Linked DNA regions of Mus musculus: region 2 is linked to region 1. A link is a loop called in an ENCODE intact Hi-C map of the cell type or tissue named here. Cell type or tissue: heart. All regions are shown on one strand. Links, peaks and the distances in the headings refer to the core of each region. The heading gives the core; the rest is flanking DNA.

Evidence for each region. Hi-C counts contacts between places; a loop is a spot of excess contacts. Peaks named below come from ENCODE experiments on the same cell type or tissue, not always from the same donor. Only the 100,000 strongest peaks of a DNase experiment are listed, where the experiment ranks them.
Region 2: it touches region 1 in a loop (3-fold over the local background); 3 of 42 quality-filtered maps call a loop at or near these places.

The regions. Positions count from the first base shown.
Region 1 is chr12:76,920,415-76,936,737 of GRCm38, forward strand. Fntb (farnesyltransferase, CAAX box, beta) reads left to right here. Exons shown (of 12, transcript NM_145927.2): 12 at 1-998. Among named protein-coding and RNA genes, the nearest start is that of Gm46358, 18 kb to the left of the region's middle. In heart, for the core only: CTCF peaks have their summits at 8,818 and 11,188 (motif pointing right); DNase peaks (open chromatin) are centred at 6,137, 11,507 and 12,077; H3K27ac peaks cover 597 bases.
Region 2 is chr12:76,829,861-76,846,183 of GRCm38, forward strand. It overlaps Fntb (farnesyltransferase, CAAX box, beta), which reads left to right and starts at 7,607. Exons shown (of 12, transcript NM_145927.2): 1 at 7,607-7,791. The coding sequence starts at 7,648. In heart, for the core only: CTCF peaks have their summits at 3,067 (motif pointing left), 3,268 and 7,466; a DNase peak (open chromatin) is centred at 7,831; H3K4me3 peaks cover 1,820 bases; H3K27ac peaks cover 1,242 bases; H3K27me3 peaks cover 479 bases.

The sequences.
Region 1 (16,323 bases), core at 5,557-13,556:
TCTGGGAGCCGATGTAGCAAGCCAGGTTGGGAGCAGTGTATGCTGGGAAGCAGCAGCGCACCCCCTTCTCCCCCCCCCCCCCCCAATGCTGAAATGGAAGATATCTGTGAGTATCTGCATCCCAGCCACTGCTGTGACTCCACCCACACACACCATTCAGTCACCAGACCGGCATCCTCTCTGGTATAAATCTTAGCTCTGTGCAAGGGTGGGGCTGTGGGTCCAGCCAATACGAGCTCTGGAAGAGAGCACTGGGCTCCAGTAGGCCATATTTATGCTTGTCTCTTTCACCCCAGTCATCTGCAAAGGACAGGGGTCGGGAATGAAGAAGGCTCTTAGATTGAGCCCTCCCCATAACCTGGGGAAAACCGAGTCACATCCTCTCCGAGGCCACGTTTGGTATGAGTGAGACTTATTTTGTCCTTGGTATGATGACTACACCCAGGTAATCAATTATGAGTGGAAAACCAACCTCTAGGTCAACTCTGTGCCAGAGGAAGCAGCTTCCCCATGCCCAGCCCCTGCCTCTCCCCATCATGTACCAGGAGAGGCCCTCCTCCAGCTATGCTGCGGCCCAGGTTCCTTCTCCCCACCCACCCCTCCAAGACAGTGCTGTCTTTTCTCATCCAGAGTGTTAACACTACTAAGGCTTTCACCTTAATTGATCACTCAGGATTTGTTCCCGCCCTGTCCACTCCAGGCAGGCTGGCTGCTGCCGGGACAGCAGCCTCAGGTAGTAGGGCTGGCAGTAATCCTGGAACTGCCCTGCACCGGCCTGGCACGGTCTGTAGGGTGCTGAGTTTGCTCGTCCATCCACTGCTACAGTCACAGCGAGCTCGCCTCACTGTCCCAGCCTGTGAGCAGGCAGACGGGAGCTTGGAGATGCAGCATGAGGCTCTTCCCCTAACCACTGGCCATTTGCTGCCTCTGATTCCCTGTTGCTTTGGTGTACTGGGCTATGTATTACCTCCTTGAAATAATAAAAGAGTAACATTTTCTATGCTGTCTTTTTTTTTTCCAGAAAAAAATTTAAATCTCTCTCTCTCTCTTTCTCTCTTTCTCTCTTTCTTTCTCTCTTTCTTTCTCTCTTTGTGTGTGTGTGTGTGTGTGTGTGTGTGTGTGTGTGTGTGTGTGTGTGTGTGTGTGTGTGTGTGTAGATGTCTGTGGAGACCAAAAAAGGGCATCAAATCCCCTGGTCTGAAGTTACAGGTGGTTGTTACTTGGCTCAGTATGGGTGCTGGGAACCAAATTTGTATCCTTCTAAGAACAGCAAGTGCTCTAGCCACTGAGCCTTCCTTCCAGCCCACTGTGCTATCTCCTGTCTAATCCCAGAAAATTCCTTCAGGATGCCCCTTTGCTCTGGGGACTTCCTGTCTCCTGCATATGAATGAAGGAAGTTGAAATCCATTCCTCCTTGAGCACCTCCTTCACACACTGAGTTCTAGAGCTTGTCTCCAGTCCGAGCAGGGGACTGGAGCTATTGCACCAGGCAGGGTGGACGGACATCCTGGCCATAGGCAGGGAATGGTATGGATATAGCCAGAATTCTGTGGTTACTAAGAGACAAGAAAGGTCAAGAAGGCGACGTTCTGAGGCTTGCTCCTTGGGAAAGGAGGATACCTCAGGAGGAAACTCCATCCATGCAAATAACCCAGAGCTACATTCTGCCTACAACTCCCATCCCCTGGAAATGTTTACTTTGCTAATAAAGGTTTGGGTTGCAACCCATTATCCTAAGTTTATCTGTCCACCACGGACAGGAGAAGGCTCAGCACCAGAAGCCTTAGGTATTGGAGATAACTGCAGTCATAGCTGGGGTCAAGAAGCCACGGTGGTCTGTGATGTCTTTATACCCTGGAGCAGGGCCTAGAAGGATCAGTGGAGTTGGTCTAGGGAGAGGAGAGGATACTGGTGCTGTTGTCTCCGGGTTTGTACTAACTTTTCTCTATAATTCCTTTCCTGGAGAACTTCCCAATTGAGCCTTCAGGTGGGCCTGGAGTGAAATCTCAGATTTTTTTTTTCTGGTTTTGTGTTTTTATTGGGGTTTTATCATGGGCAGGAGGTGCCACCACAAGGTATGCCCCTCCCACCAAGCAGGTCCGTTCTAATCCTCCTGTGCTTTCTGGGACTTTTTCTTTTTCTTTGTGCGACTCTTTGTGAAGTTAGCAGCAACTTCAGGCTTCTCAGAAAATTTCCTTTTCTTCTTAGGGATGGTGGGGCTTGCTGCCTCCTCTTCTGGTTCACTGGCCACTTCCTCCTTAGATGAGGACCTCTTTCTGTGAGGAGGTACATGAAAACCTAAGAAGAAGCAGCTAAAACCCCAGGAGACCTACAGGAAAATGGAATGGAAGACCCACCTGTCTCTGCCTAAAACCAAGAAAAAGAAAGGTTCTCCCAAGGAGGAGTTGGCCAGTGACCTTGAAGAGATGGCCTCTAGCAGTGTAAGTGCTGCTAAGAGAAATGTCAGATGTTATTCGATCCATATTTTATTATGTAGATCCTGAGTAAAAGATACTTCCAGCATAGCATTTGACTCCAGGAAACTTTTAAGTAAATACCAAACTACAACAGTTCTGTATCCACCTGAGGCCCACCTGCCCACCTTGGGGATTCTGGCAGCTGTTCCTGGCAACAGAAGGCCCCTCAGGGGGCATTCTTAAACTGTTCTTTCATTGTAGCCTTGTGCCTGAGTCAGTTAGCATCAGGTGAGAGTCTAGCCAATAGCTCTTTGGACTAGTCTACACCATGGAACTCACACCGAGGCCTAGCTTCAGGAAGTCTTCACTTGGCCAGTAGCCCCATGTGTTTTCTGGGTCTGTGAACTTAGGACCGCAGAGCCTATTCTTGTGGGTTCCTTTGAAGCACAGAACTGCAGTGTATCTTCCTGTGTCAGAACTACAACAGCATAAAGCCTGTTCCGTCTACCACGCCACGGGGGTGTTACAGACTAAATACCCGGAAAGGGGAAAACACAGGTCCAGAAGCCTGGAGGAGGAAGGAAGATATGGTGCCTCTCAGAACTGAGTTTACTTAATGAGAGCCTTCTGGGGTCAAAAGGCTAAAGCGGGTTACTGTAGAGTTCTAGCGGATGAAGGCTACATGCCAGTTGCCAAGAGCCTCTTCCTGGTGATAAATTCCATAACAGATGTATCATGTAGGTCTTAGGGACACTGAGAACCCGCGCATACTCCCTGCCTAAGCTGTCCCGCAGACTCTGTAGTAGTAGGACTCTATAGGAAGCCACTTAAAACCATACAGAAGCAGAGACCATAAAGACGCTTAAATACCAGTGCCATGGAAGGGCCCCTGCCCAGGGCTAGCGTCACTCTGACCTGGCTGTGTTGCTTCCTAGTGCTTTAACTCATCAGATAGAATTTAAACAGCGGTAAGAGGCAAGCTGTGATGGTTCGTGGGTAAAGCATGCCACCAAGCCTGACTGCTTGAGTTTGATTCCTTGGGTCCCACGTGGCAAAAGGAGAGAACTGACGCCTACAAACTGTCCTTTGATGTCAACATGTACACTGTGACATGCATTATGTATGTATGCATGCATGGATGCATACCTACATGCACACAATTTAGTTATTTATGAATTTTATTATTTTAGTATATACTTTATATTTTAATATGGAATCAATTTATGAAATTATATTACTTATATAATTATTAGCAAGTTGTGTTAATAATAATAACTTAAGGAAACCTTTGGGGCTGCTGTGACGGCTCAGTGGTTAAGGTTTGTTGACTAGAGGACCTGGGTTCAGTTCCCAGCACCATATGGTGGCTCACAACTGCATGTTAACTCCAGTTACAGGGGCCCCAACACGCTCTTCTGGTTTCCTTACATACTAGGCGTACATGTGATGCACATGTACTTGAAAGGAAACATGCATACATAAAAATACATCTTTTAAAAATGAAACTGTAGCCGGGCGTGGTGGTGCACGCCTTTAATCCCAGCACTCGGGAGGCAGAGGCAGGTGGATTTCTGAGTTCGAGGCCAGCCTGGTCTACAAAGTGAGTTCCAGGACAGCCAGGGCTACACAGAGAAACCCTGTCTCAAAAAACCAAAAAAAAAAAAAAAAAAAAAAGAAAAAAAAAAGAAACTGTAAGAGGCAGATGCCTTACACTATTTCATCAATACTAACTCTATATACTGTATTAAATATATATATATATTACATTTATTTATATATATTAAAGTATACACTTTAATATAGTCAGGTATTAGAGATGGATCTGTCTAGAGCCAGAAATAACAGCTTAATGGCAAAATACTTGCCTAGTATGCTCAAAGCCTAGGGTTCTGTACCCACCATCACAAACTAAGAAGAAAAAGAGCAGCCGCAGCAGCAGCAGCAGCCACCGGTGTTTGATGGTCCTGAGTGCAGTGCAGTTGTGGCTAGGGGTAGGACCCATTGGCTTGAAGTATTGGGTGTGTGGACAACAATGCTGACATTCCATCACACAGATTAAAGCTTGTCTCAATTTCACTCAAACCACCTCTTGGAGAAGTATGTTCCGGGAAATGGCAGGAGCTCACTATGGCTTTCAGCTTCTGAGTCTAGAAGCCTGGATCAAAGCCCCAAGTGGGAAATGGATGTGTTTCTACCTACATGCTGTCTAGACTCTCACTGTGGCCTAAAAAGATATGAGCCCTGCACAGAGTGCGTATCAGGGAAGGCACCGACTGGACACGTCTCAGTGACCTCCTTCCAGGGTAAGTTTGACTCAGAAACATTTGCTTCTCTGATGCTGATTTGAGAGCTAGGGCAGTGCTGCTTCCACCTGGGAAAAGGAGATGCTCCTGGGGGAACTGCTTCCCTGTGTTCTGGTTTATCAACTATACCAACAGGATGCATACTTTTTGTAAATAAAACCAATACTTTTAGGTTTTGTGGCTAATACATTCTCTTGCGACGCTCAACTCTCCTCCACCACAAAACCACAGGAGTATGGCTGTGTCCCAAGCCAAGCTGTGCCCATGAAGACAGGTGGTGACCCAGATCTGGCCCATGGGCTGCAGTTGGCCCTGGTATATAGAGATGCCGTCTCATCTGTATTCATTCAGTGTTCTGCCATATCTTCATGGCTGGGATGTTTACTGTGAGTCACATAGATGCATTTGGTCGGTAAAACTCCTGCTAAAGACTGCAGTCAGTCATACATTCTGCTCGATGGCGTTCACTGCCTTGGACAAGGATGGAGAATACACAACTACAGATACCAGAGACACTGTCAGCTGCCTGTGGTGATGCACATCTGTAATTGCAGGATTCAGGAGCAGAGACAGAAGAAGCCCAAGTTCAAGACTAGACTGGGCTACATAGGAACCCGACCATCTGAGTTCGTGCGATCCCTGGACCCCACGCCACAGAAGGAGAGAACTGACTCCTACAAGTTGTCCCTTGAGCTCACCATGTGCACTGTGGCAAGCATGTGTACAAGCATGTGAAGAGAAAGGAAACAGGCATACATAAAAATACAACAACAGCAAATGGTAACTTCTAGAGGATGAACTTGAAATCTGCCCGCACAGACTCACTTCCTCCAGCAAGGCGCCACCTCCTACATGTCCCCTGGCAGCACAACTAACACAGGACCAAATGTTCAAATCCTGAGCCTGCAGCTGAGAGTGGTGGCACTCGCCTTTAATCCCAGCACTCCGGAGGCAGAGGCAGGCAGATCTGAGTTGGAGGCCAGCCTGGTCTACAGAGGACAGCCAGGGCTACACAGAGAAACCCAGTTTCAAAACAAACAAGCAAACAAAAACAAATACCTGAGCCTGTAAGGGACATACTTCAAATACCACAAACTCCAAATAAAAATTGGGGTTGTAGTCAGCAGGGAAAACTGTTGTCCTAGGAGGCCAGTTACCTCTGCTGACCACCACCATGGACGAGGTGTAATGGAAACCTGGGTGACAGTTGCCATCCATTCCGCCCCAAACCAGTCATCCTGACTTGTCTTTGCTTCAACTACTTGCTTAGGGTCGACAGTAACCAGGGATAAGCCAGGCAGCCTGTTTTGGCCCTGGTGATTGATCCAGAGCCAAGAATATGACCTGAAACGGCCCAAAGCAGCCCTGGACACTTGATTATCAGAAGCAACAGTTCTCTCCTAGTGGGACAGTGTCACGTGTGGCCACTTTTCCACCTAGAAGGCAGGCAGGCTGAGAAGTAAGCACACCCAGCCTCCTGGATGACAGGGACAGGCCTGGCACGGATTCTGAGGCCCTGTCTGGTTTTTGAGTTGTATGAGCCGACCGGAGTTACATTTACCATCACAGACAGGCTTCAACTTACAATGGTTTGACCTCATAGTATTACGAAAGCAACGTGCTGAATGGGCTCCACACTGCTTGGCAGGTTAGGCTGGTGGTGTTTATTTATTTATTTTCAGTCTCACCATATAACCCAGGCTGGCTTGGCAGGTTAGGCAGGCGGTGTTGTGGGTTTGGTTTTGTTTGGTCAGTCTCACTATAGAACCCTAGCTGGCCTAGAACTCAGAATCTTTCTTCACTCAGCCTTCTAAGTGGTGGGATGACAGGCGTGTACCACCACACCCAGCTCATTAGTACAGTTTTGACTTTATACTTTCAACTTAAAGTGAGCTTATCAAAAACTGAGGACACAAAACTATCCATAATCACCCATGAGGCCACACAGGTTCCTGGTTGCTGCCTGCTCTCCCCAGCAGTAACCCGTGACCTGACCGTCTGTCCTTCCTCCCCTCATCTGATCCCTGGCTCAGTCTCACCCAGTGGGTGAGGCAGGTGTATGACCTGTGTTTCATAACTGGAGAAACAGGACAGAGAGCTGGGTGACTCACTAAGGTTTCTGATGTTGGATGATGAAGTCCACCTGAGCCCAGATCTGCTGCCCACAAGCTGCCCAAAGCCCATGTTCTCTTGCCAGGCTGAAGATCAAGAGGTTCAAGGGTAACCTAAGGGTAGGGATAAACACTGGTTTCTTCCAGGGCCGGATCACTGAGGCCTTCAATTCCTGGCCCCATCTTTCACCAGGACTAGCCGATGACAGCAAAGAGGGGGACACGCCCACTCAATCCTTTGGAGATGGTGACTGATGTGGTGTTGGGGGTTGAACCCAAGGCTTTGTGAATGCTAGGCGTTTGAGCTGTGCCCCTAGCTGATCCTCATGCTGTGTATGGAATAGAGTGGCATTCTTAAATAAGTGTGTGCCACCCTGCTGTGACACGGTCTTACTCACGCCGTGATGCAAGTCTCTGGGAGCTGACCGCAGCCCTGGTGGCAGCCAGCCTTCTACAACCTGCCCTAGCACGTGTAACCGGTTCCTGGACATCTCCCTCATTTCCCACAAGGACAGCTCTGCTTGAGCGCTTCAGCTGGTACAGGAGCTGGGACCAGGCAGCTGGGACTCTTTCCTCCTGCCACGCTGGCACATCCAAGAACAAGATCAGACAGGAACAGAGCCTGGTCAGTGGGAACGTTTTCACTGCCCTCAGCTCCCCCTAAGGAAACACAGCTTTTCAAAAACAACCACAAAAACAATGGATGTTTGAGCCAGCACCCAGAAGGCAGAAGTGGAAGGATCAGAAGCTAAAAGCCTGGGCTACACAGTGAGGTATAGCAAGACCTATAGCAAGACCCAGCCTCCAAAAAGAAAACAGAAAGACAGAAAAAGGGGCTGGGGGCAAAGCAGGAGGAACAGGAGGAAGATGAGGAAGAAGAGGAAGAGGAGGAGGAGAAGCAGAAGCAGCAGCATATTTTAAAATTAGGCTTTGGGAGAAGAGGAGAGAGAAGGAGAGTCATAAGGAGGGAAGGAGGGAGGGAAGGAAGGAGGGAGGGAGGGAGGGAGATACAGAGACAGAAAGACAGAGAGAGAGAGAGAGAGAGAGAGAGAGAGAGAGAGAGACCAGCTGAGTATGACAGTGCAACCTGTTGAGGCAGGAGGATTAGGCTAGCTTCAGCTACATAGTAGCTAGCTTGACACCACTACATGAGACTATGTCTCAAGAAGAAGAAAAATTGGGGCTACAGAGATGGCTCGGTGGTTAAGAGAACTAGCTGCTCTTCCAGAGGACCTAGGTTTGATTCCCAGCACCATGTGGCTGCTCACAACCATCTCTGACTCCAGTTCCAGGGGGTCTGATGCTTCTTCTGACCTCCTCAGGCTCCTGCACGCCCACAGGGTCTATGCACACTCAGGTGAACACACATACGCATAATATTAGATATATGTATAGGTGTGTGTTTAAAGTAAATCCAAAAACTTTCGTTTTAGATTGACAGAAGAAAATCACAAAGCACAAAGTTCCTACACACCCACCTGCCTGCTTACCCCAGTTGTTACGCTTTTACACTGAGGACCTGGAGCTGTGGCTCAGTGGAGAGCAGAGAGCACTGACTGCCGCTCTTGCAGAGGTCAGGATTCAGCTCCCAGCACCCACATGGTGGCTCACAAGTCCGTAACTCCAGCTTCAGAGGACCTGATGGCCTCTTCTGGCCTCCACAGGGACTGCATACATGTGGTGGGGTATGCAATATGGATGTAATAGCTAAAGGCCACATTTCACTCAAATTCCTATAGTTTTTGTCTAATGCCATTTTAAAATTACACTTACTGTGTGTGGGGTGTGTGGGTGTATCTGATATGTCACTTGTCTGAAAGTCAAAGGCAATGTAGAAGTTTTCTCCATCCATCATGTGGCTTCTGGGGACAGAACTCAGGTCATGAGAACTGGCTGCAAGTCTGCCTGCAGAGCCATCTCGCTGGCCACTTTTATACCATTTTTTGGTGCTAAGATACTATGTACTCTGCTGTTAGGTCTCTTGGCTCCCTCTGGCTGTGACAGCTTCTCAGACTTCTTTGTCTGTGATGACCTTGGTTGTTCTAGAGGCTCAGGTCAGGTTATTTGCTAGACTGTCAAGTGAGACTGGTGTAACACTCTTGCAGGTTTCTACTTTAGGGGAAGAAAACCACAGAGGGAAGTCACAACAATGCTGACCCGGATCACTAGCTACTAGGGTTAGATGTCTCCAAAGCCCGCCCTTCCTTCCTTCCTTCCTTCCTTCCTTCCCTTTCTCCTTCTCCCTGTCCCTCCCTTTATGACCATCAGTCTCCATAATCTGAGGTGGGATGAATAAACCTCCCCCTGGAGACTGGCTTACCTCTCTCTCATTCCATCTTTCATTCAGCCCTTTGTGTCACCAGCTGTGAATTCAGCCAACTGAGACGCAGAGATACTAGAAAACTGATACCCACACTGACCACCCGTGGACCTTCCCCTTCACCATTTACTGGAGACAATACAACGTAGCAGTTATCTGCATAGCATTGTAAACAGAGCTTTGGGCAGGAGGGCAGTGTTGGAGAGCAAACTCTGGGCTAGGCAAGCACTTTCTGACCAAGCTGTATCCCCAGCCTCAAGAGAATAAAGTACACAGGAGGACTTATGGAGGCTCTGTGTAAATACTGTGCCATCTCACTGAGAGATCAGAGCACTTGTAGCTTTGGGTACCTATGAGGGGTTCAGAGCCCATCTCCAGTCCTGAGGAATGGCTGTTTCTATCAGCGTAGACTCCAGAATACTCCCCAGTTATGTTCTAATACCGTAGCCTGCCTGTTTTGCTGCTCAAATTGTCTCTACTTTGGCTACTAGAACTCTTTAATGGCTGTTTCCTTTACATATCAATAGCAACATTTTATCATCTTTTTCTCTCAAAACACATTGCTAGAGAGTAGTAGTTGACACTGGGTTCTGCATATTTTTGGGTTCAGTACACTGTTCTCTTAACCTTCGCTCACATTAACTTCCTCCCATAATAGGAACTCTGAATCGTTATCTTGGGTGTGATTCTTCCTTGCTACCTCTGTACCTGTGATGGCCTAGTCTGATGGGACAAAGGGTATGCTGGAGCCTGCAGCTATCAGCCAGAGCGGGGCTGGATCACAGCTCCTTGCTAGGAGAGTGCTCCCAGAGCCAGATATCTTTATCTCCCTGACCACGCCCACCCATCATGCCCTCCCCGTGAGGTCCCTGCAAGCCCTATCCTCATGAGAGATGCTGATGGTATGTATGCTCTTCCCTGGATGCCTCTGAAATCCTTTACCTTCTCCAAATCAGTGCCAGCGATGTGCCTGGATCCCAAGGATCTCTGGGTCCCATTAGTGTGGGAATGGCAATCCAACCTATGTATGTGAGAGGCTTCGAGTCTACCTCTTCACCAACTGAAATCAGTCCGTAAGACAGCAGTTGGCCCATATAACCTGACATTGAATTTTCAAGGGAGGAAGGAAAGCAAAAGTGTGTGAGAAGGGCTGAGTGGGCCCTTCCCTGACCCTTGACATCCTTCCTCCCTCCCTCCCCTTTTATCCCCAAGGGCTCCACTTAAACTTCCCTGGCATGTAGAAACTGGGCATCCATAGCTGGGTGTGGTGGCCCATGCCTTTAATCCCAGCACTTGGGAGGCAGAGGCTGGCGGATTTCTGAGTTCGAGGCTAGCCTGGTCTACAGAGTGAGTTCCAGGACAGCCAGGGCTACACAGAGAAACCCTGTCTAGAAAAAAACAAAAACAAAAAAAACAAAAACAAAAAAAAGAAAAGAAAGAAAGAAACTGGGCATGTGTACTTATGACTCATGTATGAATCTTTTTTTGTTTGTTTGTTTTTTGAGACAGGGTTTCTCTGTATAGCTCTGGCTATCCTGGAACTCACTTTGTAGACCAGGCTGGCCTCCAACTCAGAGATCCACCTGCCTCTGCCTCCCAAGTGCTGGGATCAAAGTTGTGCGCTACCACTGCCTGGCTCATGTATGAATCTTATCTCTACCCAGGAACTTGGGTGACTAAGACCTGCCACCTTACATTGAGTATCTGAGTGCTGGAACACTTCAAGGGCATTGTACATGTACACCTGTAGTCTCACAATGGTACTTGGTTCTTGTCCTTGTGGTATGGCTTTGGAGACCAGGGCAGCAAATAGAGGTAAAGACTGCAGCAATCTAGGGGCCGGGTTTTATAACCGGCCTAAATCTCCAGTGGGCAGTACAGGGCAGCCCCAAGACTACACGCTGTTCCAACACCCGTGAGCTGAAATCACATGGGGACAATCCCATCAAAAGGAAGAGATGACTGCGCATCCAGGCTTGTCCCCCTGTGCATTTTTTTTTAAAGATTTATTTATTTATTATATGTAAGTACACTGTAGCTGTCTTCAGACACTCCAGAAGAGGGAGTCTGATCTCGTTACGGATGGTTGTGAGCCACCATGTGGTTGCTGGGATTTGAACTCCTGACCTTCGGAAGAGCAGTCGGGTGCTCTTACCCACTGAGCCATCTCACCAGCACCCCCCTGTGCATTTTTAATGACTTTGTAGAGGACCATGACAGACTAGGTACTTGGCTAAGGTAAAGCAGCAAAAACTGACCAGCCTGAGACTTCTGGGGAGCTTCTAGGCTGAAAGGCCTGCTCACATCACATCTGCTCTTTGCATACAGGGAGGGAGTGGCCTGGACTCATTTCCTGGACAGGAAATGTGGTCGTTGTTGGACCCAGAGTTCTTCCCTGGTCTCTCAGAGACCCTGTGGTAGTGCTTGCTATGGACGTGACATTCCTTTTTTAGCTGGCTGACCCTGTTACAGCCTCTGCCTTAGATCTGTTCCTACCATCTTGGAGCTATAAGGACACTAGGAAATAGGGGAACAAGGACTGCACTCGCGAGCTGGGATGAGTGACCATATGGCAAGTGGCAATCCCGGGAGCATTCGGTTCCCTCCTGAACCGTATTCTGCAAGGCCCTGTTCTTGAGTCCTCTGCAGGAAGCACCATATGGGGAGATGTGTATCTCCCCACAGCCAGTGCCATCAGGTTTGCTTTCTTTGGCAGAAAGCTTAATTCCTGGCCACTTTCGGCACTGGAATGGAAAATTCTGGTACGGCTTTCTTAATATTGGGCCCTTGATTCCGTGTTTGTTTTCCTCCAGTCTTTAGTTTGCTGGAAACAAATTAATAATAGAGACTGTTGGGTAGTTCAGCCCAGAGGCTGTAGGCATACAAGGGCCCCACCCTGCAATGAACATCAGAGGTAAACAGTCCTGACTGGGGCCTGGCACTCACAGCAAGCCTGCTGGGCAGCTGGCAGCATGGGTGGAAGGGATCTCATCAGCCGCTGTGAATGTAGGACTTCCTGCTCTGCACCCCTTTAAACCCACCCATCATACCGAGTATCTGCAGCAGACAGCAGAGCGAGTGTCCTTGGGTCCAGCCAAAAGGCTTGTCTGCCTTGCCTCTCGCTCTACCGGTGAGGAATCTCCAGAATGAAATCACCATTTTCTTCCTGTAAGAAGCATGAGCCATTCATTCTCCCTAGTTAAAATTTATAAACATCAGAGTGCACTCTCTCCTTTGAAGCTCACTTAGAAGAAGTCTGAACTTCTGTGGGTTCTAATGCGCCATGGGGTTACCGCGGCTGTTTAAAAGCTGCTTTTGAGAGGTTTGGAGGAAGCACCGTCTGGCTCATACTGGCTGAAATCAACAAATCCACCTACACTGGAAAAGTGTGAACAGGCAGTCAGGGGGCCCACAAGTCACGCCAGGTTATACTAATACAGCCATTTTCCCCCACATCTTAGGAAGTGGCAAGAAGTTTGCACACACACAGACCACCGATAATGATAACTTCGTCTTTCTTCACCTCTATCACCCTTCCCCACAACACCTCAGACCAGTTTTTCCATCCCATAAATACTTCTAAACTCTACCTCAGGGAAGGCTCCTCACCAGGCTGGGGGCCTAGTGGGTTAAACTCCTTGGCTTCTGTAAAACTCACTGCCTCATGAATTTGCATACTGGGTGGCAGGTACCATCCAGGGTGTTTCAGTACCCTCATAAAACAGGCTCATGCGAGATGGCTCAAAACAATGCCTTGCACACACCCCAACAAGTCCCATGTGGAAGAAGCCCTGGGCAGGTACGAAAGGTTCTCTCAAGAAACACCAGCCATGGGGTTGGGGATTTAGCTCAGTGGTAAAGTGCTTGCCTAGCAAGCCCAAGGCCCTGGGTTCGGTCCTCAGCTCCGGAAAAAAGAAAAAAAGAAAAAAGAAAAAAGAAAAAAAAAAAAAAAAAAAAAAAAGAAACACCAGCCACAGCCAGAGGGAGGGATGGGTGAGGGCGCCAACAGGATACACTATTCCTTAAGACTGTTTCAAAGGCCTCCCTCTCTCCTTTAGAAAGCAAGGAAAACAGCTCCGCCCTTAGGCCCCCTTTCTGAAGTATCTATATACACCAAACTTCCACAGCATCAGTACAGGATGGAGATCACTCACTCCACATCTCATAGCACCCAGGCAGGAGGGGCTCAGAGCCAGGAACTTGGGAGACTAAGACCTGCCACCTTACATTGAGTATCTGAGTGCTGGAACACTTCAAAGGCATTGTACATGTACACCTGTAGTCTCACAATGGTACTTGGTTCTTGTCCTTGTGGTATGGCTTTGGAGACCAGGACAGCAACTAGAGGTAAAGACTGCAGCAAGCGAGCGAATTGAGACATGGAGGTTCAAGCCTCTGGCCTGTGGATGAGAATTCCTGAAAAGAAACTGTCTGCAGAGTCATTAACTGACTAGAACCTGGGTGATACGGAGTGGTTGAAAAGTTTCAGGTCCAGAGCCTGACTACAATTTATCTTGGGCTCACTTTAGGCCCCCTAGTCATTCCTTTCCTACTTCTGTTTTGCATGTAGCACTCAATGAACAGGAAGCATTCCCTTAGAGTGTGTCAGACTCCAGTCCCCACCAGTCTGACAGTATCCAAGGCCTTCATCAGTTCTCCCCATTGTGCTTTAACCTGCTTTTCTGATTTCCCCACCAATGTATTTTCAAGTGCCTTAATTTATGGCATTCTGTTCTGTTCCTACAAAAAAAGTTCATGAAACTCCACACTAGAACATGGGGGGGGGGGGGAGAGAGGAATCAATCACTCTAGTGCACTGCAGTCAAGCAGAAACATGGTAGTTAAAAACCATGTTTGCCTCATACAGGGCCTCACTGTGCAACAGAGGCTGGCCTTGAAATAAAGACCTTTTTGGCTGTGTCTCCCAAGTGTTGGGATCATAGTATAGGCATGCACGACCATGCCCAGAAACCTGTTGTTTTATCCTAAGGGACTAACTAGTAAGGTAACACACCCCCCTAATCTCCACCTTGCAGCATAGAGGCTGGCAAATCTTGTTCCCACTTGGGTCTGCTCTTGGCCTAGAGAAACTGTTGAACAAAGAGTCTTGAGTTTTGTGTCCCTGGGGCTGAGAACAGGCTCAAAGAGGCCTGGGAAAGAACTGCTCCAACAGGATCATATGGTAACCCAACCAATGTGTCACGAGAGCAGGTTATCTGCAAGGGACATCTGAGAAAGGTAATGGGTAGTCTTGGAGTCTTCGAGCCCCACTGGAGCAGGTGCAATGACTGGCAGGGCAAGCCACTTCCATCCTCCCAAGCTAGCCGACCTCAGATGCAAATTAGCAGATCAACAACTACGCCTCACCCGCTCCAGCAACTTGCTTCTTAGGAGCCAAACCTGGGTGACCCAAGGACCACTTGTGAAACTAACTCCAGCTGCTGAGCCAGAGGTGCTATAGGTTAGAAAGGCTAGAGCCATGGAGTCCCTTGCACAAGCATTCCTGGGATCAGCCTGACCTACTGGGGCTTCTGTGCAATTTTCCCAGGTCTCCAATGGTGTCTACTAGGGTAGAGTCACTACCCTAGTTTACAGAGAAAGGCTGACTAATGCCTCTGTGGGAACTTCTTCAGTGTTAAAGAACCTGCTAGTTTGGACCTGGGACCCCTGCTCTTTGGTCACTGAGACCTGTTAGGGTAGAGCAGGTGTGAGAAGCATCCGGGAGACACAGAGGACAACTCTCACTTTGGGGCTTGTGTGGGACTTGCTAGCACTGCCCATCTTGCACCTGTCACTGGTCACATTACCTCACGTATACACACAGCCGCCTTATATAGCTATGGCCATTATGAACCTCATTCTAGAGATGAGGATGCTGAAGCTAAGGGAAATGACTTCATGAAAGCTATGAAATCTAGGCAGTCTGACTCCAGAGTCTAGGCATTAAAAAACCTCATTTTTGCAAACAGAATTCTGCTTGAGTCCTAGTTCTCTTAACTCTTGCCACCCCACTCAGTTTTGTTTCTTAAACCTGTCCCAGCTGACAGCTCTCGGGTGTGGTGGCACACACGTAAAATCCCAGCAAGAGGGAGACTGAGGCTGGAGGAATCTCAAATTCAATTTTGGCTACCTAGTGAGTTCCAAGCTAGCATGGCCTACATAGTAAGAGCATGTAACAAAACCAAACAAAACCTGACAGCTCTGTGAGCCTAGCAGATGTTTGACACTCTTCGAGGGGACTGGCATGTCAGAAAAGCACGCACAGAGGAGGAACCAGGCCATTTTTAAACACCCCGTGCTTGGGGCGATTGCAAAAGTTGTCATCCCAAACTCGCTGCTGCAAGGAAGCTGTGAGTTTCAACAGGTCCCTAAGGGAAGTTACCTGCTGCAGTGACCAAGCAAACAGGAAACCAACAGGTAAGCTGGGCTCTGGGCAGGACCCGCTGTAATAACAGAAACAAAGATCCGCATCACTGGGCCACACCACGTGTCCTAGACACTCATGCCAAAGGAGACCGAGCTGTGCCTTTTGCTTCCTTTGCTTGTCCTTTTCTGCAGACCACCCTCTGCCCGGGTCTCTTCCTGCCCAGTCAATACTGCCCACAGCACCTTCAGTCCTCCACCACCTGTCGTATCAGGTAGTATAGATTGAAGACAGCCCGGCTAGACACTGCACCTCTTTACATCCAACTAGTGTATGGATTTCACAGAAGCCTAAACTCAACCCTTGTCCCATACCCATCTTGGAGCCAGGGCCCTGTACCTAAGATGTCCCACCAGCCAACCCAGTGGGTGCCTAACTTTCCTCACTCGCCAGCTCGCCAGCTGGCTCCACTGGCAGATCGTCCCTGACATCTGTTCTGGCCAAGCCAGTGTACAGTGCCCTAAGGATGCTGAGACATGCTGACCGGCAAGCCTTCTGCCCACGCCTCATCTCAGCCCGCCTTCTGCCTCGGCCAGGAGGGCCTTCAGGGACTCTGCTTCTGCTTCGTGCCCCACAGCTCGTGAGGTTGAGGAGCTATCTGCTTCCTGGACAAACATGAACTACCTACAAGATGGACGTCAAGGGAATGAAACCCCAGCACTCTCTGCCATATAAATCCAAGAACTTACCTGACTTCATTTCTTCCCTTGGTCTATGAAAGCAGTACTTCCCTTCAGCCAGACTGGAA
Region 2 (16,323 bases), core at 2,959-10,958, 93 kb before region 1:
GAGTCCAGGGTATCACTCTTTTGGGAACCATGGACCCTTACATTTGGGGGATTGTCCAGGATACGCTGGAGACCCCCTGACCTGCTACAGGAGTTGAGTCAACTTGGCTACCAAGTATCTACTAAGAAGGCCTGGCTTTGCCAACTTGAGGTCACCTATCTTGGGTGACATATTCAAGGGGGGCCAGCCAACGCATGCTGTTGGATGCCCCAGAAGCAAACCATCCTTAGCATCCCAGCCCCATAAACCTGAAGGCAAGTACGGGAAATTCTAGGATTGAGAAACCAAACCTACTCCATCTTGGGATAGGCCTCCATCTTAAAGAAAAGAAAACCAAAAACCCTGAGAACTTGACCTGTAGGAGAACCCAAGCTGCACCCACATGTCAGGAAGGACCCCATGGCTTGTCCTTGGCTAGAGTTAGTCCCTAGCAACTTCCTAGCAACAGTTAATCAAAGACTAGTCTGATTTGTTTCAGATGTACTTTCAGATCATTTGTGATTATATATGGTCTTGCTATGACTGTCAGCTTACAGTCATTCTATTAAATGCTTGCCAGGCTGGACACCCCTCCCTTCCTCCCTCACTTGCTCCTGTTTTCCTATAAAAACTTGTCCTGCTGAAGGTTCAAGGCTCAGCCTTCCCTTCCTGTCCTGCTGTGTCAGGGTTGGGTTGGAGGAGAGCCCAAGCCCCAGTGTGTAGTAAACAGACCCTAATTCTATTAAATCAGAGTCAGCTCCTTGGTGGTCTTTTGGGGTTCATGAACGCTTCCTGGAACAATAGGATCTGCCAGGTTTTGTAAACTTTGCGCGTCAGGGTTCGCTGAAATAATCAAACTGTTAAAGGAGGCCACCAGGGACCAAGAAGACAAAATACAATGGACCCTTACATTACATAAAATATTTTAATCTTTTTTTAAAAGATTTATTTATTATTATATCTAAGTACACTGTAGCTGTCTTCAGACACTCAAGAAGAGGGTGTCAGGTCTCGTTACAGAAGGTTGTGAGCCACCATGTGGTTGCTGGGATTTGAACTCAGGACCTTTGGAAGAGCAGTTGGTGCTTTTACCCGCTGAGCCATCTCACCAGCCCCAAAATATTTTAATCTTATTCTCCTCCCATTATCCTCTCTTGTCTCTCTCCCCTTCCTAGCAGTCCCCTCCACCCCCTCTCCCCTTCTCCTCTTCTCCCCTCCTCCCTTTTCCCACCTCCTCCTTTTCTCCCCTCCTCTCTTTCCCTTCTCCCACTCTCCTTCCTCCTCTCCTCCCCTCTTTCCCTTCTCCCTTCCCAGCAGTCCCGTCCTCCCCTCCTCATCCATTCTCTCTTCTTTCTTCATGCCTTCTGGTGTGTGTGTGACCTCATGCGGTTCATTAGAGTTATTTATAGCAGTCGGATAGGAGGGGTTTTTACTTTGGGTTTTTTGTTTGTTTGTTTGTTTATAGGAATAGATGTGCGTTTTCAGGAGCTATTCCACTTCAAGCCTTGGAGGGGATGAGAATCTATTATTAAAGGCACCTCTGGTGACACCAGACCATAGCCAGGCTCTACAGTCGCCCGTGTGGTATGTAGAATGCCCCTCAACACTTTTAAAACCCAGCTCCAGGAGTTCTCTTGTATTGGTTTTGAGGTGCTGTGACTTAGGCCCAGGACCTAATATATTTTTGGCAAGAATTTTTTTTAAGATATATCTATTTTATGTATATGAGTACACTGTAACTGTACAGATATGGTTGTGAGCCTTCATGTGGTTTTTGGGAATTGAATTTAAGACCTCTGCTCGCTCTGGTCAACTCTGACCACTCCAGCCCAAAGATTTATTTATTATTATGCATAAGTACACTGTAGCTGTCTTCAGAAACACCTGAAGAGGGTGTCAGGTCTCATTATGGGTGGTTGTGACCAACCTGGTGGTTGCTGGGATTTGAACTCAGGACCTTTGGAAGAGCAGTTGGTGCTCTTACCCGCTGAGCCATCTCTCCAGCCCCATTTGGCAAGAACTCTAGCACTGAACTCCTTTTGTCCTTTCTCAAGATTTTCAGTGTTAATGGTGTTTAGTTGGCTTCAATTTTGTATCTGCTGATAAAGTAGTTTTTATGATAACGCCCAGCCCCCATTAAAAAAACACAAGTTGTAGACTATGGCGTGTAGATGGAGAAATCCAAGCACTGAATCCTGGGGTACCTTGAAGTCAAGGTATCAGAGTAAACCCAGTATTAGATTCTACAAAGAAAGTTTTGGTGCCAGCAAGATGGTGCCACAGGTTAGAGGCGCCTGCCACCAAGCTTGACAGCCTGTGTTCAGTCCTCAGGGTTTCACATGGTGGGAGGGAAGAATGGGTACCCTACAAGCTTTCCTCTGACCCACACGTTAGCTGTGGCATGATGCACCTACATCCACATACACTGGAGAACACTGAGCAAGTAACACACACACACACACACACACACACACACATACACACACACGTTTTACTAAGAAAGAAAAGAAAGACTTGGACATGTGGCTCAGCAAGTAAAGGCACTCGCAGTATAAACCTGAAGACTTGGGTTCGATCCCTGGAGCCGTGCAAAGGTAGAAGGAGAGAGCTGACCCCCCCCCCCACACACACTCCCAACCCACACACTAGGGCACATGTGCTCCCTCCCATACACACACCATTGTATATCCCATATCATCATCATTGCTATCATCATCATCATCACCATCACCATCATTATCATCAAATAAACATTTTTAAAAAAGAAAGTGGCTCACTGAGGTAAAGATCAGCCATATAAATCTTGCCAGAACATCAAGCAGGAAGACTTGAGAATTGCCCTTGGATCCAGCAACGTGGAGTTTAAGGGAGGCTTCCACTCTCTGAGGATGTTTGCTCATTTGATTTAGAAAAAAAAAAAAAAAGTCAGTATCAGGTATTTGAATAAAAACTCAAACCAGCTGCAGCCCAAACAAATGAGCAACAAAAACAGTACAAGGAGGAGAGTTCAAAGTGACCCCTCAAATGTGTCAGCTCTGTGTGCTTGTATGAAGCAGGGAGTGAGAGGGCGACACAGGCGACCTCTAGTGGTTCACTTAGATCATTAACTTTTTTCTTGTTTTCTTGCTTTTCCAAATGCACATTAACACCATCAACATCATAAAACTATCTTTTAAGAAGTATGATTCAACATTCAATATAGGAAAGAATAAAAAACACAAATAGTAGGAATTTTGGTAAAGGAACCCACACCATCTGCCGTCCAGGCTGGAAATGCTGGAGTTGCCAAGGGTTACCATCAAGAAGATGGTCCCTTCTAACCAATTCCAGCAGAGATGCACAAACTGACCCTCCTTCTGCTTTGAGAACCAGCAGTTTTAGTAAACCAGAAGGACAACTGGTAGTCTGCTGCTGATCCAGGGTTGACTGATCTTGAAGCTTATACACAATGCCAAACTTTTCATGGTTCTTGTCACTGGTGTCTCCTGACTTCTGGATATCATTGGGTTTTCTACCTGACCAATACCCTAGTTTGGCCAGCTCATTTATTCATGGGAGTCGCCAGGTCAGACAGCCTCAAGTCTGACCTGTTACACAATCTTGTAACACTCAGTGCTTCTTTCTGCCGTAGTCATTTTTCTGAACCGTAATGAACCATTTTTGCATCACTGCTTAGTGAGTGTTTGTTTCTTCTGATAAGTCATGAGACCCACAGGGCAGAGACCAACTGGCTTGTTCAGCACCTTCTCCTAAGCACTTAGCCCAGTGCCTACCACACACACACACACACACACACACACACACACACATTTCTTTTCTAGAATAAAATTTGCAGTTGCTCTATGTGTCTCATGACAGATTCAACACTCGGTTACAAATCCCTTTCACCTATTTCTTCAATGACCCTACTTTTAAAATTGAAATGTTATGTTTCTATCTCTTACGCAAAGACGCTTTTTACATTAAAAGCTGAATCCTTCATCTGACCCAGACCTTATCAGACACCCGGCAGAACTAAGGGAAAGAGAAAACGTGAATATAGCAGGAAGTTCCTTAAGACCTTTTTAATACTTCATATCCATGGTCCTAACCACAGTCCCACATGTTTCCAGCTTTGGCAATCTTCTGGGCCTCTGGTACTACAGGTTTTCCCCTCATACCAAGATGGGCATGTGAAAGCCAGGTGGTGATAGCACACCTCTTTCATGCCAGCACTCTGGAGGAAGAGAAGATTTCTCAAGTTCGAAGGCAGCCTGGTCTACAGAGTGACTTTCAGGACAACCAGGGCTACACAGAGAAATCCTGTTTCAAAGAAACAAACAGGGAGCCGGGCATGGTGGCACACACCTTTAATCCCAGCACTTGAGAGGCAGAGGCAGGCAGAGTTCGAGGCCAGCCTGGTCTACAGAGTGAGTTCCAGGACAGCCAGGGCTACACAGAGAAAACAAAACAAAACCCCAAACATACAAACAAACAAACAGGGAGCTGGAGAGATGGCTCAGTGGTTAAGAGCACTGACTACTCTTTCAGAGATCCTGAGTTCACTTCCCAGCAACCACATTGTGGCTCACAAACATCAGTAATGGGATCTGATGCCTTCTTCTGGTGTGTCTGAAGACAGTGACAGTGTACTCACATACATGAAATAAATAAATAAATCTTTTAAAAAAGTAAGAAAATAGCCGGGCGTGGTGGCGCACACCTTTAATCCCAGCACTTGGGAGGCAGAGGCAGGTGAATCTCTGAGTTCGAGGCCAGCCTGGTCTACAAAGTGAGTTCCAGGATAGCCAGGGCTATACAGAGAAACCCTGTCTCGAAAAACCAAAAAAAAAAAAAAAAAAAAAAGTAAGAAAATTAAAAAGATGGACATATGATAGTGTATACCCATATGAAGCCTCCAGCACTGAGTCTCCATCTCACACTTGGAATCTGAGTACTGTTTGCCTCAGAAGGGAGAGATGACCAATTGTGTAATTCTATATAGGTATGATCTTAGACATGTGACTTGGGGTTGAATAGGAGAGTATTAAAATGTTCTGAGCAGGGAGTAGAGTACATGTGCCTTGTATGTGTTGTAGAGATCAAACTCAACCTTGCACACACTAGGTACTTCCACTGAGCTATACTACCAGCCCCGGGACATTTATTGTCTTTCCCCACAACCCCTCATCTTAAATAATTGAACCTTTTATCCTGATGGGGTTGTTTTTTTCCTTTCTCATGTGCACGTGGTGTGCATAGGTATGCATGGCTTTGTATGTTTGTGGGCACATGTTTGTATGTGCACGTGAAGGTCTGGGGTTGATGCTAGGAATCAGCCTTACCTGCTCTTCAACCTTAATCATTCCGGCAGGGTCTCTTAGGTAAACCCAGAACTCACTCACCCAGCTGTTCAGCTTGTTCTGGGTGCTCTCTGCCTTGGCCTTCTGAGGCTGGAGTTACAGACAGATAACACACCCACCCACCACTTATGTGGCTTCTTGGATCTGAACCCTGGTCCTCAAGCTTGTCCAACAAGTTGTATTGAACCACCCTCCTGCTCCTGGTTTAGTTCTGTTGATGTAAATCCTGGAAAAAATCCTTGTTTATTGCTGTCCAAATGTGGTAGGTTTTTCCTAAAGATTGAAGTGTGTGTGTGTGTATGTGTGTGTGTGTGTGTGTGTGTGTGTGTGTGTGCGTGCGCGCGCGCCTGAGTGTGTATATGTACCATGTGTGTGTGAAAGTCTGCAGAGACTAGGAGAGGGTGTTTAAAAGCCTAGAACTGGAGTTAAAAGAGTTACAGGTAGTTGTGAAATGTCACATGGGTTCTGGGAACCCAACCCAGGTCCTCTGCAAGAGCATCAAATATTCTTTACCAATGAGCCGTCTCTCCAGCCCCATAAAGATTTCAATTACACCTGTGTGTCTGTGTGTGGTTAGATGCACATGAGTACAGATGTACTTTAGAGGTCAAAAGAGGGCATTGGATCCCTGGAGCTGGAGATGAAGGCAGATGTGAGTGGCCAGTTAGGGTGATGGGAAATAAAAAGGTCCTCTGTAAGAGCAACAAGTGTTCTTCACCACTAAGCTGTCTCTCCAGCCTCACAGGGCTTTCCTAAAATCACCACTCTAACATTGTATTTGTGAGGTATATAAGGATATACTCATTCAAGGGTTATCAGAATTAACCGAAGCATGCACAAGTATATTTATGGCATGTTCCTTCAAATGCCGTTCTGTCTTCTTGCTGTCCTTCATTGTTTTGTTATAGATGGCTACTACTTTGGTTTTCAGCTTAAGAGACCTAAAGAAAGAAGGGTCTGGCTCAGCCACCAAATTTAATTAGAACTCAGTTTCTTCTGTCAGTTTCAAAGACATTTTTATTTTCTTTCCTTTCTAATTTCGAAAAATTTCATTCTGTGTGTGAGCCTGTATTTACTGTGCCTTCTCTTTTCTTTAAAGTTCTAGTTTGTTTCCTTTTTTTGTTTAATTGTTTCTGAAGAGAGAGAGAGAGAGAGAGAGAGAGAGAGAGAGAGAGAGAGAGAGAAGATGTGGAGTTGGGTGGATGGGGAAATTGGGAGGATTTGGGTGAGGGAAACTGTGATTTGAATATATTGCATGAAAAAATCATTTTCAAATATATACGTATGTATATATATATGAAACAGTAACATTAAAAACGTGTATGGGTATTTTGCCTGCATGTGCACATGTGCATTACTTGTGTGTATGTTGTCTGTGGAGGCCAGAAAAGGGCGTCAGATCCTCTGGACCTGGAGTTATGGGTGGCTGTAAGTCTCCAGGTGGCTGCTTGGAATCCTGTGGCGCTGCAGCCCCTGCTGAGCCACCCGTCCAGGCCTGACTCTATTATTATTTTCTGTCATACCATAATTGGAAGCTGTCAAATATTTATGTTCACTTATTTAATTCTGCCTATTCCTCAAAAATGAAATTCAGATGTAATCTAAGGAAAAGGGCATTGTAATTTTGTTCACTTCTGCATTCCTGGGCTCTGGCACGGAACAAGTAGCAGGAGCTCCATGAATATTTGTTGATATTTCTTTGGATGATGCATTTACACTCATTTCTTCTATGGTATTTTAGTTTCTTTTAGTTTCTGCCATTGCACTGTAACCTCCAAAGGAGAAAATTACAGTACTACATTTCTCTATCTCTGAGTATTGAGACCTGCAATTCTGCTAATGCACAGAAAAGCTGAGGCTTCTCCTAAGAGGCTGTCAAGGACCCAAAGGTGCATGGTAATTCTATTAGTTAATAGCGTGACTGAGGTACTCAAGAGAGATGTCAGAAATGCTTTTTTTTTTTTTTTTTTTTTTTAGGTTACATTCTTAGGGTTCTTGAACAGCTGAAATCGCAAGCTACTGCATTACAATTAGGCGAGAGCGAAACGTTGACGTTTTCTTTTTTATTATTTGCATAACGAACCGAGGCATCCTAGATCTCCTTTCTCCAGAAAGCTGATCTCCTGCAGCAGCTCATCTGTCCGACGGGGGGCGGCAGTATCCCAGTAACTCACTTCTTGAAGATGTGTAGGTGGGAGGAGAGATTCGCGTTCAAAATCTTTTTGACTCTACGGACTTTCCGTAGCGCCTTAGCCCGCTCGAGTTTCAATGCGCGTTGTTGCTGGATGAAGCTGAGTCCTATACAGCGCTCGCAGCTCTCCCGATCATGGCTTCTTCGAGTTCCTTCACCTATTATTGTCCTCCATCTTCCTCCCCTGTTTGGTCAGAACCGCTGTATAGTCTGAGACCTGAGCACGTGCGGGAGCGGTTGCAAGACGACTCAGTGGAAACAGTCACATCCATAGAACAGGTGAGGTGGCAGGACTGGGCGAGGCGCCCGCGCGGGGCCTTCTGGGAGTAGGAGTCCCTTTTGTAAGCCCGTCTCGGGGCAAAACTCTCCATGGAACTACAACTCCCGTAGTGCACTGCGCCCCCGCCCCCGAGCTCTAGGCGCCCAGACTGGGGCTTCCGAGTGGAGCGTTTTCGGGGCTTACTTGGGTAGGAGAGGGTTGTTGTCAGGGCTGGGTTTGGAGAACAGGACAGTACCCCTGATCTCTCTGCTTCGGACGTTGTAAAGGATCTTGTTTCGTGTCTGGAGTCCACAGCAGCCTGGGCGGACCAGGTAGTCCGCTCCGTTCTGTTTAGATGTCTTGAGGTTCTAGGACCGACCGCTCACTTTTCTTCACATGTTCGCAGTTTCCGGACATCTAGGGGATCGAACGGCCGGACTGTGGTCATGTCATCCCTAAATCGATTTAATTTCTGACCTATTGGGTCAGGTTGAGGCCTACCTCGTGGTGGGTAACCATTTGAGCACTTGCTGTTGAACGCTGGAAATACAGAAAAAGATAACAGCCCCTAGGCAAGAGCCTGGTTGGGCAAGACAGACTGGAAAACTGTATAGTTCGGAAAGCACAAAAAAGTATGGAGTTTGAACTGCTTGTGATTCACTAAGGCCTAGAGTGTACCAGACATGCCATTTTGAAAAGTGTTTTAAGGTGTGAGTAGTGAGTTGATAGCTTACATTTTTCTCACTCTCCATTTGGAATTGTTCCCAAATCGGTTGTTGTAGAGCTGTTTACCCATCTGTTACTAGAAGTGGTCAGGATGAGTCCTGTCGCTAAGGAATAGGCATTCAGCCACTTACTAAAATAAGATCTTACTAAGATCACTACTCAGGCTTAACTGTGGAGGGACCGGCTTCATCTTATCTTAAAGCTGTGAGCCTCTATTTAGGCAAAACTAGCAGCAAATAATGACTGTATAAAAATTTCAGTTTTTATGTGTGCGAATGTGTGTATGGCATGTGTTTGTACGTGTTGATACCAGGACACACAATATGTGGGTTCGGAAGATCCAACTGAAGTTGGCAGGCTTGCATAGGAAGCACCTCTACCCACTGAGCCATCTCTCTTGCCCTAAAGATTCATAACAGAACAAGGGATTGGACACATGGTTATTCACCTAGTAGCAGAGGGACTGTTTTAATCTTTGAGTCAATGCCTTGTGGGCTTTAGGGTAATAAAGGGAACTTTTTGGCTTCAGCTCTCTAACCTAGTTAACTGTGTCCCACAGAAGACTTTTATAAAACATTGCAAAGAAATCTTTCATCAGTGACAAAATCTTCAGAATCTTTGCAGGGTTTGGAGCAATTTGGGGTTTTTTGGTCTGTTTGTTTTTTCGAGCTAGGGTTTCTCTGTGTAGCATTGGCTGCCTGGAACTACTCCGTAGACCAGGCTGGCCTCGAACTCATAGAGATCTGACTGCCTCTGCCTCTCAAGTTCTGGGCTAGAACATGTGCCTCTACTACTTGGGTAGAGCGGTGTTTCTGTAGTTGATAAGACAACTACAAGCCTTTTCTTTTGAAGTTACAGGGTTAAACAGGACACACACACGTACACCATTTATATCTTTAACTGATCTGACTTAGAATAGCGGTTCTCAACCTTCCTAAAGCTGTGACCCTTACTATAGTTCTATAGTTCCACATGTTGTGGCCACTCCAACCATAAAGCTGTTTTAAAAAGCTTCACAACTGTAATCTTGCTACTGTTATGAATCATAATGTAAATAGCTTGTGTTTTCCAATAGTCTTAAGGCGACCCCTGTGACAGGGTGGTCATGACCCACAGGTTGAGAAACGCTGACTTAGCAGATAAGGGTATACAGGATGCTAATGAAGAAAACAGAATCAGAGTTAAGTCTGTCACTTACAAAACCATCTGTGTTGAGAGTTAACATCTCATCGTGAGTTTTCTGATCTGTTGTCTATTATATATACTGTTTTTCAGTAGACCGCTGAAGTTCCTTCCTTGCTTGGTTCCTATAAGGATAAAACAACTTAACTTCTGAGTAGGCATTACGAGCAATAAAAAAATGGACACAGGATGCTCTGAAAAGAGCCAGGCCAAGGCCAGGGCTGGGGAGGATGCTAAGTCCTGATAGGTCAGTGTAGAGTGTCTGTCAGATACAAGCCCAATGGTATGATAGTCTTATGTTTTATGTCAGTATCACAGCTCACATTAAAAAAAAAAATTTAATGTATATGAGTACACTGTAGCTGTCTTCAGACATATCAGAAGATGACATCAGATCTCATTACAGATGGTTGTGAGCCACTATGTGGTTGCCGGGAATTGAACTCAGGATCTTTGGAAGAGCAGTCAGTTATCTTAACTGCTGAGCCATCTCTGCAGCTCTCCAGCTCACATTTTAAAAGTCTAGGATGAAGAGTTGCAGTTAGGAGGAAGATGTACCGGCTGGTTTGTGTGTCAACTTGACACAAGCCAGAGTCATCAGCGAGGAAGTAGCCTCAGTTGAGGAAAAGATTCGGTGAGATCCTGCTGTGAGGCATTTTCTCAATTGGTGATCTATGGGGGAGGGCCCAGCCCATTGTGGGTGGGGCTATCCCTGGGCTGGTGGGGCTATCCCTGGGCTGCTGGTTCTAGGATCTATGGGGAAGCAGACTGAGCAGGTCAGGGAAGCAAGCCAATAAGCAGCACCCAATGGCCTCTGCATCAGCTCATGACGCCAGGTTCCGGCCCCGACTTCCTCCAATGATGAACTAAGATCTGGAAGTGTAAGTCTCCAAGGAAACCTTTTCCTCCCCAACTTGCTTTTTGGTCATGGTGTTTCATTGCAGCAATAGAAACCCTGCCTAAGACAGAAGATAACGCGGTATTTCATTCTTATGGCTTCCTCTGCATCTTACTAATCACCACAGTGACCATTCATTTGGTTCCAGCTGAGTGCTAAATGCTCTCCGAATGTTCTCCTGACAGTGTGTCACTCAGTCCTTAACACATGCTGACAGAGAAGGCAGAGGCTCAGAGAATTGTCTGGTTGGTGGGTAACAGAGTACAGTGGTCAGAAACGACGTTGCCGGGAGGAGGGATTGTTTACCGAGCATACTGTTCGTTTGAATCTTTTGGTTTTGACCAAAGCTTCCTCGAGGATTTACTGACAGCTCAGTTTTGTGTCATGGCAATAAGGATCAATGCTTGGCGATCGCTGTCTATCTCATTATTTGGAAACCTTCATTTATGAAACAGTGATTAAGAATTTAATAACAGGAGTAAAACCTGTAAGGAGTGGAAAGAGCTCTTTCCACTATTCACTTTCTTCAGGAAATTCTTGAAGGCTAGAGTGATGGCTCTGTGGTTAAGAGCCCTAGGTACTTTTCCAGAGGACATGGGTTTAGTCCCCAGGACCCCACAAAGTGGCCTACAGCTGTCTGTACCGCCAGTCTCAGGGCGTCTGATGTTCTAGACCAGTTTCCAGGAACCCTTCACGGATGTGGTGCACAGACATAACATCCATACACACAAAGTAATAAAATGAAAATTAAAAAAAAAAACAACTCAGGTGCTAGATACTGCTCAGACACTTGGCATGAGTCAGTGAACAAAGGAAATGGGTTTTTAGGGAATCTTAAGGAAATTGCTCCAGGCCAGGCCAGGGAGTCAGCCAATTAAGAGAAGAAAAGCATGAGGAACGGGGGTGTCGCTCAGTGGTTGAGCGTGTGCTTAAACACGTGCAAGGGCCGATCTACCACCGGTACCAAGGAGAAGGGAGGATACAGAGGTGTTTTTTAGAAACTTAAACCACAGTAAGGCGAGGGTTGCCAATGATATCATGCTTGATCTGACTGTGTTTGAAGTGTGTTCGGGGACAGGTCACGATGGACCGAGTGGATGAGTGCTGTTCTGGGCTGGGAAAGCGGGTGCACAGCCTGAGGTGGGAGTCTGCCAGGCAAAGGCAGGCCAGGAGACACAAGATGAGATGGAATCGAGTGTGCCTAGTGGCTGCTGAGTTTGGAAGGGCCAATTGAGCCGGGCAGTGGTAGCGCACGCCTTTAGTTCCAGCACTTGGAAGGCAGAGGCAGACAGATTTCTGAGTTTGAGGCCAGCCTGGTCTACAGAGTGAGTTCCAGAACAGCCAGGGCTACACAGAGAAACCTTGTCTCAAAAAAAAAAAAAAAAAGAAAAGAAAAAAGAAAAAAGAAAAAAAAAAAGAAAGGGCCAATTGAGATGTGAAACCACTGGCTGCAGAGCTTGTATTTACCAGCCATACTCACCACAGATCTCTAGGTTTGCCTCAGGAGGTAGATCTGTACTAACAGGCTCCCTTGCCTCTTGTGCTGGGTTTGAGCCATGATATATTGCTAGGAGACACGAGAGCGAAGGATGAAATCAGTGGATTTCCTCACTCCTGCTGTGCTGTGACCTAAAGTTTTCCCAGACTTAAAGTCAGCCCTTCTCCGGCGCCTCCTCCTCAGAGACCCTTACTCTCTCTCCACTCCTTCCATTCCCACCTTCAGACCTGTTAGCTACGGGGACTCCTTTGAATCATAACTTAATAGAGTCCTCAGGTTACTGTCAAGAACTATATGTGGGGGCTGGGGGTGGGAGATTGGGCTGGAGAGAGAGCTCAGCTGTGAGAGCACTTGCTGCCTTTCTAGAGGACCAGATTTTGGTTCTTTGCACACACAAACCTGGAACTCCCACTCCAGGGGTATCTGAAGCCTCCGCTCTCCAAGGGCCCACACACTCACACACACACACTCTCTCTCTCACACACACACACACACACACACTCTCTCTCTCTCTCACACACACACACACACACACACACACACACACACACACACGGAGATGAGGGTGGAGGTAGGAGGCAAGGGTTGGGACGCTATTGCACTGTTCTGGGTGAGAGGTGACAGCAACTTACAGAGTGCCTGTCATGCTTGTAACAGGAATAGTCAGTTTCTTGACGGTTGTGAAGGGCTATCCCTTGATAAGGATTTTGCCAGTGGATGGGATGCCCAAGGGCCTTTTCTGAGTAGACAGCAAGGTGAGGTTGTGCTAGTACTGTCTGTCTTCATCACTATCGTGCCGTGGGGATCACCTTATTGCGAACTTCAGATTAGTATGGATAGTCCCAGTTTCAGTGGTGGCCTTGCTAACACTTGTTTCTAATACATACTATTGTGCTTGTTTGTTTGTTTTTCAGTTTACCCTTGAACAGAGAAATAGAGAACAAAGTATCTTCTATTTGATTTTTTTTTTCTTTTTGGACAGGGTTTCTCTATCCTGGAACTCACTCTGTCCATCAGGCTGGCCTTGAACTCAGAGATCCACCTGCTTCTGCCTCCTGAGTGTTGGGATTAAAGGTGTGCACCACCATCACCGGCTGAATCTTCCACTGGCAATGCCAGTGGTGTTATTACTCAGACAACTCTACGGAGAACGTGAGATAGTATTATTTCAATGTTGAATCTATGTAAAACCAAAAGGGAGGGTGAAGTTGGCCGTGGTGGTGCACACTCCATAATCCCAGCTCTCAGAGGATGAGTCAGGGAGACCATAGTTTAAGGCCGGTTTATGGTTCATATCAAGACCCTGTTTATAAACAAACAAATAAATAAAAAGAAAACTGGGCTGAAAACGTAGTTCAGTGCTGGTATGCCTTCAGTGTAAGGCTCCCAGGTCTACCAAGCAAAAAGAAGTCTACAGACTATTCTGGTTAGGATGAAATATAAGCACTTTTAGACTTTCAGGTAGGCAGCAAAGCGATCAAGTACCTGTTGAAAAAAAAAATTGCATTTAAATTAGGTAACTGTGGGCCTTGGGGTATAGCTTGGTGGTAGAGCACTTCCTAGCATATGAGAGGCTCTAAGTTCAACCCCTAGCACCACACACACAAATATAATAACTTATATCTTATACTTTATATTACATTAATTTAGAAATGCCAATTATTCTCCTCTTATCCACAAGGCAGTTTTTAAAAAATTCTTCATGTTTCTTTTTATTATCACCACTTTTTGAGCAATCAAAAAAATTTTTCTAGATCATATGAGTAAGATAATTATACTGGCTGGTTTTGTGTCAACTTGACACAAGCTGGAGTTATCACAGAGAAAGGAGCTTCAGTTGAGGAAACGCCTCCATGAGATCCAACTGTAAGGCATTTTCTCAATTAGTGATCAAGGGGGAAAGGCTCCTTGTGGGTGGGACCATCTCTGGGCTGGCAGTCTTGGGTTCTATAAAAGAGCAGGCTGAGCAAGCCAGGGGAAGCAAGCCAGTAAGGAACATCCCTCCATGGCCTCTGCATCAGCTCCTGCTTCCTGACCTGCTTGAGTTCCAGTCCTGACTTCCTTCAGTGATGAACAGCAGAATGGAAGTGTAAGCCAAATAAACCCTTTCCTCCCCAGCTTGTTTCTTGGTCATGATGTTTGTGCTGGAATAGAAACCCTGCCTAAGACAATAATTATCATTGAAGCCAGGCTTAATCCCAGAACTCAGACAGAGGTAGGTGGATATGATGCCAGCCTGGTCTACAGAGAGAGCTCCAGGACAGCCAGGGCTACACAGAGAAACCCTGCCTCAAAAAAAAAAAAAAAACAACAACAAAAAGATAATTATCATTGAATATCTTATCCCTGAGTCAGTTTAAGGACTGACTCAGGCTTAGTAGAACAGGTCTGTAATCCCATCTGCTTGAGGGTTGTAGAGGGGGCTGAGGCAGGAGGATGGCAAGTTCATTCCCAGCCCAGAATTACATAGTGAGTTCAAGGACAGCTTGGGCAATTTAGTGAGACCCTGTCTCAGACAGTAAAAAGGTCAGAGAGATAATCGGGTGGCTCAGCTGGTGGAAGTGTCTGCTTTGTAAGCCTGATGATGCGTGTTTAATCCTCAGAACTCATGGGAAGATGGAAGTAGAGAATCAACTGCATGAAGTCCTGTGCTGTCCTCACGTGTGCTATGGCTCACATACACGCGCACGCGCGCGCGCGCGCGCACACACACACACACACACACACAGATAATAAAATGAATATTAAAAAAGGAAAGTGTCTCCTTTTTCTGAGTTTTTAGCTTGAACTGTCTGGATGAGAAGAGATTAGCAGGAAAAACCACCCAGAAGGTCATTAATATGCATCTCACCCAGAGACGTTAGTAACTAAGAGGTGACTTAGGGCTCTGACTTCAAACAAGTCTTTCACAGTGCTGAGAAGCCTGTGACAGGAAGGTGAGCAGGAAGAAGGTAGAAATCAGTTGTAAGGTCTGTTGTGGGGAGTCACACTGAGCTCTGCGGGGTGGGGGTGGGGGTGAGGAAAGAGGAGGCTACCTCAGAGGAGGTTGAGGAAGGTGATTGTCTTTAGAGAAATAAAGACAATGCAATATAAGTTTCTCTTATAAAGGAGCAACTTCTGCTCTGTTTTCAAAGCTGTGTCTGGTGTTGCTCAAAATAATCAGCTCAAAATAATCCTCAGTCAAAGAGGCTTATGGCCAGTGCTGTGTTTTGTTTCCGCAGTCTTATTGTGAGTGATGCTTTCTGGTCTCCTAAAGGCTTATTTTGGGGTGACACACTCTACTAGACTATGTTCCCCAAATATTAAGTTATTTGTCCAGAAAAATGTTTTGCTTCTTAAACATTAGAGAATTTTTTGTTATCCTTTCAGTTGAGAAGAGGAATAGTATGGTTGGTGGTTTAAAAAGTAACATTTATGAATGAAGAAAGTACTTTATCACTTTAAAAAACCTTTTATGGCTTTGGAGATGGTCACACAAGCATAAGGACCTGTGATCAGGTGCCCAGTGCCCATGTAAAAGCCCCTACACTGGTGGTACTGAGGCAGGAGGATCCCTCATGGGTGAGCTTCAGGTGCAGTCAGAGACCCTGTCTCAAAAATGACGTGATGAGAGTGATTGAGGAGGACACCTACACTGACCACACACGCCCCCCCCCCCTTTTACTCTACCAAACATGAGAGTGCATCAGAATCCCTAATGGTTTGTTAAGAACTGGTGGATGGCCTCCATCCTCGCAGGCTCTGAGTATGTGGGTCTGTGCCGAGAGTACGGAGCTCACCGTTCTCACTACTTAGCCTGGTTCCCAGCTTCTGGAATGTGAGTTTTCTAGCACTTTCACATGGGGAGGCCTCTCTCTGCTTTTCCTTGTCATGTTCATGTTGAAAGAGTGTGGGTGAGCGAAACGCAGGCTCTGGGGTGGAAGTCTCTTGTTCAGGAATTCATTCTAGACCCCTACTCTATAGAGGGAGGATGACAGTATTATTAGGAAAAATATTTCTTTTTTCTTTTCGGTATGTGTGTAGGTTCACATGTGGAGGCCAGAGGTTGGCCACATGCCCTCTTCCTCTGTCATCTTCCACCATGTTTTAGTCACTGTTCTATAGCTGTGAAGAGACACCATGACCACATAACTCTTATGAAGAAAGCATTTAATTGGGGGCTGGTTTACAGTTTCAGAGGTTTGGTTCATTATCATCATGGTAGAGAGCATGGCTGCATGCAGCAAACACTGGAGCAGTAGCTGAGAG